Linked DNA regions of Homo sapiens: region 2 is linked to region 1. A link is a loop called in an ENCODE intact Hi-C map of the cell type or tissue named here. Cell type or tissue: heart right ventricle. All regions are shown on one strand. Each heading gives the region's core, and the rest is flanking DNA. Links, peaks and the distances in the headings are about the cores only. Region 1 overlaps PHACTR1 (phosphatase and actin regulator 1). Region 2 overlaps PHACTR1 (phosphatase and actin regulator 1).

What was found. Peaks named below come from ENCODE experiments on the same cell type or tissue, not always from the same donor. Only the 100,000 strongest peaks of a DNase experiment are listed, where the experiment ranks them.
Region 2: it touches region 1 in a loop (10-fold over the local background); 21 of 110 quality-filtered maps call a loop at or near these places.

The regions. Positions count from the first base shown.
Region 1 is chr6:12,908,180-12,913,562 of GRCh38, forward strand. The region is part of intron 4 of PHACTR1 (phosphatase and actin regulator 1); the gene reads left to right. Among named protein-coding and RNA genes, the nearest start is that of PHACTR1, 190 kb to the left of the region's middle. In heart right ventricle, for the core only: CTCF peaks have their summits at 1,837 and 3,367; no DNase peak of the experiment used is centred there.
Region 2 is chr6:13,118,677-13,124,059 of GRCh38, forward strand. All of the region lies in intron 5 of PHACTR1 (phosphatase and actin regulator 1), which reads left to right. Among named protein-coding and RNA genes, the nearest start is that of TBC1D7, 210 kb to the right of the region's middle. In heart right ventricle, for the core only: a CTCF peak has its summit at 2,427; a DNase peak (open chromatin) is centred at 2,345; H3K27ac peaks cover 655 bases.

The DNA.
Region 1 (5,383 bases), core at 252-5,251:
GGTAGAACAAGCCCAAATCCTTTCTCATAGGACAACCCTTCAAATTCTTCAAGATCGTTATCGAGTTCCCCTTCATCTTTGCTTCTCCAGACCAAACTTTTCCTGTTTTACTTTATGAGTTTATGTAAAGAAAATAAACCGAAATTAAAAATAGAATTGGACAATAATATGGAGACTGCCTATTATAGATGAAGCAGTGAGCTCAGTCCCAGGGATAAATAGGATGGAAAGCTTGGTGGCTGTCCCTAACGCATTCACAGTCTAGTGAAGAAGCCAGTGCATACGTGGAAAGAATAATAAAATGTGCTAAGTGCAGTTGCAGAGATTTAAAAAAAAAAAAGGGTGCTGTGCAAATATGATGGAGGAGACAATTCTGCCTGCAGCAGTCAAGGAATGTCTGGCAAAGGAGGTGAAGTGTGAGCTGAATCTTGAAAGGCAGATAAGAATGGGGCAGGTGACTATGGCATGGAGCTGGGTGGGGAAGTGGGGCCAGCCTCTGTGTGGTCCTCCACAAAGAGGGAGCACAGGCACATGCAAAGGTTAAGAACAGTGTGCTCATGGAACTGCAGGTCAGCCGGGTGCTGGATGCCCAAGCGGTAGGAGGAACAGGAGGAAGGAGATGACCCATGGCAGGCAGGAAGCCGCACATCTCCTTGTAGGTCCTTGTAGGTTTGCTTGACAACATGAGAACCGCTTTCCTGCTAGCCATAAAGAACCACTGGATGATTTTAAGCCTAGAAATGATACCGTCAAATTTCAATTTAGCAAAATGCATCAGGTGGCTGCATAGAGAGAAGAAGATGGCATGAGGAGACGGTGGGGGGAAACAGAAATGATCAGTGCATAGCAGTACTTAGGCAATGGAGGTGGAGAGGCAAGGTGAGGACCCACATTGTCACAGAGGTGAAGTCTCCAGGACTCCTCAGTACTTGAGTGGATGTGAGTGAAACAAATGGTCAGGAAGATTAAAAACAAAATTTTTTTTCTTAAAGACTCCAACTTTTTCAGTCATTTCATGTCATACTCTTGCCCATCTCCCCACCATTTGGTTACATGTTGATGGAAACTAGTGACCCTTCTCCCACAATTTCACTGCAACCTATTCTTCCTTGTGGTGCAGTGATCTTGCAATAATAACGATGTCACTATTTACATTGTGGTGCCGTCTTAAACTGCAATTAATTCACAGTTCCAGGCTATTAGGAACTATTGTCATAACAGCTATGGCTTCCTTTATCTGCAAATGCTGAGTTGTGAGATGTATAATTATATGCGGGAGTAATTGGTTTTAAATTTATTTTTGTAATTACACTAATTGAACATGGATGTGAATTTAAAAATATGAAGGGCATGGCATCGAGCCGGATGCGGTGTCTTCATAAGAGGTAGATGAAAGAAATGATTGTTATGAGTAGGTGAAAACAACCTTGCTCATTTGTAAAAGTGCAGTGTAAATACAATGGCCCATGTATCCCCTCCAGGTTGAATGCCAGTGTAGTACAGTTGCCAAGTGGAGTCTTCATGAGAGTTCATTTGAAACTGGACCAATGCCTAAATCAAGGGGAGAGCATCCTGGCTGCTGCTGTGACTTAAGATCGGCAGCATTCCCTTGGACCTCCCCCATGAATATTTGAAATTTCCCTAGAAGACATGCCCAGTAGCGTCTAAGCTCACCACTCTTGCATACCCAGGGCTTACGATTCCCACTATTCTTCAACTTCTAACAAACAACCATTGGTGATCTCTCCAAGCCCCACATTCGAAGATCCCAGTTGCCTTCAGTATCTGTCCAGCCCTGCCCTGGCAAACTCCGCAGCCTTCGCCTGGTGGTGGCAGTGAGTTCTAGAGAACAGAGCTGCTTAATCTCCCTTGGCTCAGCTCCTTTATATGAGCCCATCTGCTCTTCAATTCTGTGTAGATCAGAGCCAAGTCCAGGCTTTGTATAAAACACTTGGGGCCCCAGACCAGCCAAGAGGGAGGAGTAGGCAGGTTTTCTGCTGCACATCTTCCTAGACGAGCTCTACTGTATAAGCTGATAGACCAAGGATTATATCAGGCCCTTTAGTGTATCTATCAGCAGCAATGTGCCATAACCACTGAAACTCTAATAATGGCCCCCCAGGATGCATTTGTCTCCCACTTGCCAGTTCATGTCTTATAAAACCTTAGGTGTCTAGTGATAGGTGTCCAAGCATAATCGTAGGAGGATACCAGGCCAATGAGAATTGGCAGACTCATGCACTAACAAAATGCATATAGTACTTGTTTTGAAAAATAGGAAAAGAAAATCTGCTTGATCAAATTCTTTTTTTCTCTAGGAAAATGTATTGCTAAGAAAAACAAACAGGCTTTACCAAGTGAAAATAAATACCTTCAACTTTTTCCTCTTTAAGTAAATTAGGAAACAGTAACCAAGGATCCAGTTGCAGCTTTGTTCATCAGCACCATGAGCACGTACATATTATTATTGACAGAAGTCCCCTTTTGTCAGTAATAGCCGCCGTCTACTGGATGCCCACTATGAGCAGGCCATTCTCTAATCTTCCACATAGTCATGAAGATGGGCATTTTCCCATTTTGCAGATGAGAAAACTAAGGTGCAAAGACAGGTTAAGTGGCAAAGCCTGGATCTGAATCAGATCTGGCTGGCTCTGCTGCACTATGGCAGTTCAGCAAGTGAGTCTCTGGGAACCTTAGAGATGGGAAGATGGGACATGTACACATAGAACTGTGGCGCATGGTGTCATGTGGCAGGCATCCCAAGGGTGGCAAAGTGGCATAGGAGCTCAGAGGGAAACACCATTTCTGACTGGCATGAAAGCTCAGTTTGGCTGGCAAAGGGGCTGCATGGAGATGGTGAGGAACAGTCCCCAAGGTGTCCAATCACAACCTCACAAACAGTTTGCAAGCCAATCCCCTACAACACTTAACAAAGCTGTGCAAAACTGGTGCTCAGGAAATCCCTGTTGACTTAGAAGGCTCACTACCTTTCATTTCCTGACTTCCCATGTTGTGGATTCTGCCTAGCCATAGATCTCATGGCCATATGTGATTTCCAAACTCTTTGTAGGTTCGTTTCAATTTTCTGTGTTTCTTCTAGTTTCTGCAGAAATCGACATTGGGGGCTTTGTGTTTCAGAAATCAACATTGGGGTTTTGTGTCTTCCAAAAAAAAAGAAAGAAAGAGAATTAGAATATATATCACACCATATCTTACTTTGGAAAAGAATCCCCAGAGGAAAATACACTTTTAAAAATATTGCATATCCTTTATCTTAGCTGGTGAGAAAGTCTAGCTTTTCTGTGAACTTGCCAGAGAGCTGGTAAGTAAAAACAATTTCTGAATAAAATGCTTGCAATACTGAGGTGTCTGCTAGAGGGCAACATATGTTAAATAATAATGTGGCTGTTTTTCTGCAGGATGGCACAAAGATTATCTAGTTCAAAAGCAAAGTCCAGAGCCTATGATACTCAAATGATTTTTTGTTTAAAAAAAAAATCCAGGGTGACCGCTGGCGTCTCAGCTGAAAACCAGCAGCCTTTGCAGTTTTGCTATCTTTCAGGGGGTTTATAATGGATACATTTATAAGTGCCTTTGTACCCTTTCCAAAGAGCTTTACAAAATAATCTCATTGTCATTTAAAGTAGCTAAGTCTTCTCCACCACCAACTGTGAAATCCTCTCCAGAAAGCTCTATTAACTTTATTACCTGAAAACAAATCAATCAAAGAGGAAGGTGAAAGGAAAATACATCATTTAGGACAGAGAGACATGTGATGAGTGTTGTACCTCAAAGCTGCATTTTATTTATTTATTTGTTTGTTTGTTTATTTATTTGAGACGGAATCTCGCTCTGTCACCCAGGCTGGAGTGCAGTGGTGAGATCTCGGCTCACTGCAACCTCCGCCTCCCAGGTTCAAGTGATTCTCCGGCCTCAGCCTCTCGAGTAGCTGGAATTACAGGCATGCACCACCATGCCTGGCTAATTTTTTTGTATTTTTAATAGAGACGGGATTTTGCCATGTTGGCCAGGCTGGTCTTGAACTCCTGACCTCAGGTGATCCACCCACCTTGTCCTCCCAAAGTGCTGGGATTACAGGCATGAGCCACCGTGCTTGGCCCAAAACAGCATTTAATCTCAAGAGCAGACAAGGGTAGGCCCCCAGGGGACCCTATTTGTAACACTAATCAGAGGGCCTATGTTGGTAATTTTTTCCATTATCTGTGGTGCCCACATCATGTTATCCAAAGAGAGACTCCGTTGTCCAGTTTTGAAAAGGTTTTTCTGGCTGGTAATTTTAGTGCATACCTCTAAAGTGAAGCTATGCTTGGTATAAAAGTAAACATGCAAGGGATGTAGATGTTACTCACGTTGGGCCTGTTTCCCCCATGCCTTCCACTCCCCCACCCTGATAGCATACCTTTGCTGAGGAATAGGTTTGTTTCATCCTCATTTATCTAAGAAATGAAGGTTCTAAAAAATTGGCTTGTAGGCTGGGCGCAATGGCTCATGCCTGTAATCCCATCACTTTGGGAGGCTGAGGCAGGCAGATTGCTTGAGCCCAGGAGTTCGAAATTAGCCAGGGCAATATGGCAAAACCCCATCTCTACTAAAAATACAAAAAATTAGCCAGGTGTGGTGGTGCGTGCCTGTAGCCCCAGCTACTCAAGAGGCTGAGGTGGGAGGATCACCTGAGCCCCAGAGGCCAAGGCTGCAGTGAGCTGAGATTATGCCACTGCACTCCAGCCTGGGCAACTGGAATGAGACCCTGTCTCAAAACAAACAAACAAAAACCTGGCTTTTAAAGCCATCATAAATATATTTTGTAGGAGGGATTTGTCATGCCTGAAAAAGCTTCATACCTGTTCCCCTATCTCCCAGCATGCATACTTTAGCAATATCCGATCAGAAACCAAGTTTCCTACAGAAAAACCCAAGGTAGACATACAACCAAAACATTTTAAATTGTTCCCATCTGATAAAAGCACAAAGGATGATGTCTCCTTGGAAAGAGATCATGCAGAATATGGAACAGCACTGGCTCCAGAGGTCATCAGGTGACTAGCCTGTGAGGCTAGGCTGTCAGGCAAATTGGCCGTGAGCTCTCACTGTGTCCCAAGAGCACTTAAAATGTCAAAACCTTCACTCAAATTTTAGCACACAAAGTCCCACGACCCCGTTGCTGCAAATCCAAAGAGCCATATGACAGTTAGGCACTGGGCAACCTTGAACTTGGTAGGACTGATTAAACGCTAACAGCTTCCATCTGAGACCATGTCTCCCCAGGAAATGTCCGAATGGATAAAACTGTTCTCAAATCATATAGGGGCTCCCAGCTGACTCCAGAGGCCCACCCTGCATGCTCTCTAGTACGAGAGAACTC
Region 2 (5,383 bases), core at 153-5,152, 210 kb after region 1:
CCATGTTGTCCAGGTTGATCTCAAACTCCTGATCTCGTGATCTGCCTGCCTCAGCCTCCTAAAGTGTTGGGATTACGGCGTGAGCCACTGTGCCTGGCCCAGGGCCCTTTCTAAGAAGGGCAGCATGGCGCAGTGGAAAGAGCCCAGGCACTGCAGCTAGAACTACCTGAGTTTGCAACTCTATTTAGCTACATACTAGACTCACTTTTGGATGATTCTTGCGGTGCTCTGAGCCTCAGTTGCCTCATCTGTAAAATGGGAATGATACTACTTCTAATGCTAGGAACTATTGAGAGTTCCTATGAGTCAAAAAGCACCTAGCACATAATAGACCCTGAACAAAGGTTTCATCTCGCCTTATTAGAGGGCTTACGAAAAACCTCCTCTCCTTGTCTTCTCTTTTCAGCCTCTCTCTTTATCTACCTCATAAAAAAAATAGTTTTTTTAAACTTCATTTCTGTTTCTCCCCAAGCATATTTCTCACATGGTGGAAGATAGCAAATTAGGCCTTGTGCATGGTAAGAAAAGCTTCTCTTCCAGAACAATACCCAAACAGAGACTAGCGTCATGTGATACACTTTGGAAAACCCACTGGGATTAATTTAAACTTCTAACACTACTTGGAAAACAGCATTTGGCTTCAGAATTGACTTGAGATTTTTCACGTATAAAGTTTACCAATTTCATGATAATTTGGTCACTTTTCTCACAACATCAGAAAGCTACCGTATAGTCCTACACATACTGACCTCACTAGTGGGAAAATGAATTTTCTCCACATTAGAGGAAGGTGAGGCTCTGTGATGTATGGGGAGTGCTGAGGCTGTTCCCTAAGAAGGCCTCTCAGGGACCCACTAGCCCAGAATAGATGCTGGGGGAAGAGGCCCCCAGAGCTCCCAGCCCCTGCAGCTACAACTCACGTCCCAGGTTTGTTGCTTTTGCATCTCTGCTTCCTACTGAGGAGGAGGTTCAGACCTCTGCCTGTGCTCCAGCAGGTCATCCCTGAAGGGCAGGGCCTGAGAGAGGCTGAGCGGATAAATGCTTCTGCTAAAGCTTTAGCACCTGGGGTCTCAACAGCTCACCTTCAGCTCCAGGAACACTTCCAGCAGAACAGATGTTTCCATGAGAAGCCGACGGGTGTTCTTTTTCCCAGTTACCCTTCCCTGTGTCATTTTCCAGGAATCCAAACTTGTAGAGACAAAGTCTGAGTGGTAAGAGCGTGTGCCACAGATTTTTCCTTGTATGGAAACATCCAACTCAAACCCACCTTTATTTATGAGGGAGTCGCTTCCTGGAGATGCACCCTGCCTGTCACATCAAATCGACCTGCTGGATGAAATACGTGGTGAAGGGGCCCATGGACACATGGTCCGTTAGTTCTGGAAATACCTCTCCTGGTGCCTCCTCTTCTCTGTGGAGAAAACACCTTCCCTTGCCAGTGTCTCAAGAGTTTACAAATATTTTATTCATTCTTGCCACATATGAAGGACTTCCCTCCTGGTCTACAATCTAGCTTTGCAAACTAACTTTTCCTTTCCTCCTTCTTCCTTTCTTCTCCCTCCCTGCTTCTCCCTCTCTCCTTCTCTTCCTCCCCTCCTTTTTTTTTCCTGGAGAAAAACATTCCATTTAAACAAAGTAGGAAAACAGAAGACCCAGTGAAATTGAATAACAAGGGGCCCCACTGTGACATCCCAAACCCACACTGCTGAGATAGGACTTCTTGGCATGGAGAGTTAATAGGAAAATGATGATCTTAAATGAGTTAAGGACAGAGTCCAGGAAGGCTGACTGTCGAAGCACGCTGCTGGCCACTTCTGTCTTCACAGGGTGGGGAGGAGAAAGTGTAGGAGTGGTTTGGGATGGTAGCAATTTAGAGGAGGCCGAAGGTGGGGTGGCTGGTTTTCTCTTTTCTTTTCGCTAGCCCTTGAGTGTGGGACCTCCTTGCTTCCTTGACAGACTGTTAGGCTCATCTCTTTTATGTAATCCTGCAAGCCAGGATGGCTGTGGCTGCAGAGGGCATGCTGCCCTTCCTCTCTTCTCTTCCCTGCCCCCACTTGTAGGAAAAACAGGGGGCATGGGGAAAGGCAAGACATCATCTGCAAGGACTCCATGCAGTCCTCATTATTGTTGTCATTTTAAAGCACATGTTTGCCTCTTGTAGAGAAAACTTTTACCCAGCATTGCAGTGTGCGATGCCTCTGTATGTCTTCACATTTGTATCATTAAACTCAGTGACAGGGTGATTGGGAGCTCTGTGCCAACCCCCAGATGACAAAGAACAAGCCTGGCACCCTAGTCTAAAGAACATGAGGTCTGCCGGGCATTCAGACAGGTGCAGCTGACAGCCAGCTACACAAGACAGAACCAGATAAGGGTGTAAAGGAGGCGTGGGCACCACCATGTGGAGGGAGTGATGTTAACTTAGGTCTTGGGTGGTCTGCAGAAGGAACTTTCACTAGCTTGAGATGGATGCGTTTTCCAGATAGGGGAAGCGATGCCAGCAAAGAAGTACAGTGTGCCTGGAGGGAATCACTAGAATGTGGATGGGCTGGGGATGGAGGCACTTAGAAGGGAGATCTGGCAGGGGACGGAATGGTGAGAGGCACAGACTCCAGAGCCAGGCTGCCTGGGTCCAACTCCCAATCCTGTCACTTAATAGCTAGGTGACCTTGGGAAAGCTACCCAATCACTTTCTGCCTCAGTTTTCCCCTCTGTAAAATGGTAATATAGTACTTCCTTCAGATAGGTCACGTCTTCTCATATTATTGACCATATATACTAATTATATAATTATAACATAGAAGTCTATATAGTTAACTATTAAACAGGAGTTAACGATTACACTCTGCTATGTAGGATATTATCGTAGCTATTATTATTTGATACATTGTTTGCATGGGGTCTCACATGCCAATTTGATGAATGTGAATTTATTCTATAAGCAACGGAGAGACATGAAAGGGACTCAAGGTACATTTTATATGATCTGACATGGTTTCCAGCAAATAGATCTGGCAGCTATATGAAGGCTAGGTGGGAACAGGCAAGGCTGGCTGCAGGAAGACACATCGATGTCTCTTTCAATCTAGACAGGGCCTCGCCCAGGGCTGCAGCAATCTTCATGGAAAGCAGGCTGTGCATGAAATGATGGTGATCATATGAGCAAGGCTTCACAGTGAATCAGTTTGGGAATCTTGGGAACAGGGACTTACTGAGTTCAGAAAATGCATCATGCAATGTGAAGTTCAGGACTGCATGAGTTTTAAATATATATGTGTATATGCGTATATAAGTATGTATGTGAAAATATATACATAAAGTCTTATAATAAATATAGGCAGTATTATGACATGCCACACATTTATGGTGTGACTGCCTTTGCTTCTGTGTGATACTGAGGCAGTCTATTCCTGAGCCCGACAGCCACCACTCTTCAATAAAGACTCATCCTCCCTAATAGAATACTTGCCCGCACTTTCCAAATGGTAGGCAATCCAATGAGGATTGAAATAAGTGTTTTAAGAAAACATTTTTAAGAGTTTCAGTATGTAAGGACTTTGTGTTTTACATCTAGGTATCTTGTATTTTCAAAGGTTATTTTTAATTGGCATTGCATAACCTGCTACTGATTGATTCCCCAAATTCATATTCAGCTTATGTCTGTAATTAGGTGAAGTTGAACCCTCCCAAGGGAAGAGATGTGGTGAGCTTCCTCCACACCTGATCTCAGAAGAGCTTCGTAACTGTCAGAAGAAGTAAAGCTTTAAAAATGTGTGTGCACATCAGCATGGTGCTTGTAGGTTAACGTGTCCTGACAATGTCAAGCTATTGATATATTGGCTTACCCAATACAGGACTTTCCCGCTAGAATGAGGGCAATTTGTTTGTCAAACTTGTAAGAATTTTAGTGACAGTTGTTGAAATGGGGGATGAGTAGATGGGGGTTCATTGTACTGATCTTTCTACTTTTAAATACTTAAAATCTTTTGTATGTGTACTTTTTTATTTTTAAAGAGAATTCAACTTTTGGAAATTGGAAGATACTGTTAGGTATAATTCCCTTAGAGAGTACATGGCATGATTTTAGGGCCATCGGAAGGACCACTTATCCAGTCTAGCCTGATGCTCTCAGCATGAGATCAACTCTGTGAGTTAAAGTCACTGTCTTTAGTTCTTTTAAAGACAAACAAGGGTTACTACCTATGAGCTTGCACAGTGCCATACAAATATTCATTCGAGGCAGCACATATTCAGTGTTTTTTGTTTCTTTCATTTTGTTTAATTACCTGGCTTCTTAGAAACCAGGGAAGTGTCTCAGGAAGTGCTCACAAGATGAATTTGGAAGTAACATAAAGAAAAATCAAGAACGTAGCAAATTTCCCAGAGTGTGGCTCTCAGAACTTGGGAGGAGAAAAGGGCCCCCCAAAAAAGAGTGAAAGAATAAATAGCTTGGATATGAAGATAAACATTTCTTATATGATTTCACCTAAAGCCAGCTCAGCCTGTATCCAGCTCCTGGGTGTAGGTAATGACTTAGGAGAGAATCGCATTGCCTTTCTCCCCTCTGCATGGGGAAATCCCAGCTGAGCTCCCCAGGGATCAGATTTAGTAGTGGGAACATTTTAAAGGTTTTGAGGGAATCTCCAAATCTGTATATTCTTACAGTGAGGAGCAGAGTTAGCATTGAATGGGGCTGTCATGGAAGTATAAATGAAGGACAAGAAGGAGAGCAAGGAGCTTAACAGCTTGGCCCTTTCTCTCACCCAGGTGCAAAGCATTAAACATTTAAAGGCTTATAATGGGTGTGTATATTAAAATGGGAACAGGAAGGCCACCTAAATTTAGATCCTACAGCCAGCTTTGATGAGGGAAAATGAAAGTCATTAATATCCTCCATGAAATTAGAAGCTATCTTTCATTCTTGCCGATTTGAGGGTGGAGGGGTATAGTTGGGGTGTTTTGTTGTTGTTGTGAATCACTGAAATTTTGACAAGAGTGCCAATGTGCATAACCATTCTTCTGAAACAGAAAAAAGAACAGCAGGTTGAAATCAAAACCATGATGAATTGTGTTTGTATATGTTGTGACTCACACACACTAGAGGCTCCCATCACATTCCCTTGTGTTACCTGTGGCCCGGGCCAGGTAGGAGTTGCATGCTTTCAGGCTTCACAGTGGTGTGTGGTCTGAGGCAGAGGCTGGGGACACAGGCAGTCCTGAGGTGCAGTATTTCAAATGGCAGGTTTGAAGATGAAGAACCCTGCACCCGAAGTCAGACAGCCCAAGTCTCAAAGGAATCAGGGAGCTTGCTATCTTAGCTGGGTGGGGGATGCAGGTCCTCCCATGTGCAGATGATCCAAGGAAATAGAGTGCCCCCACTATC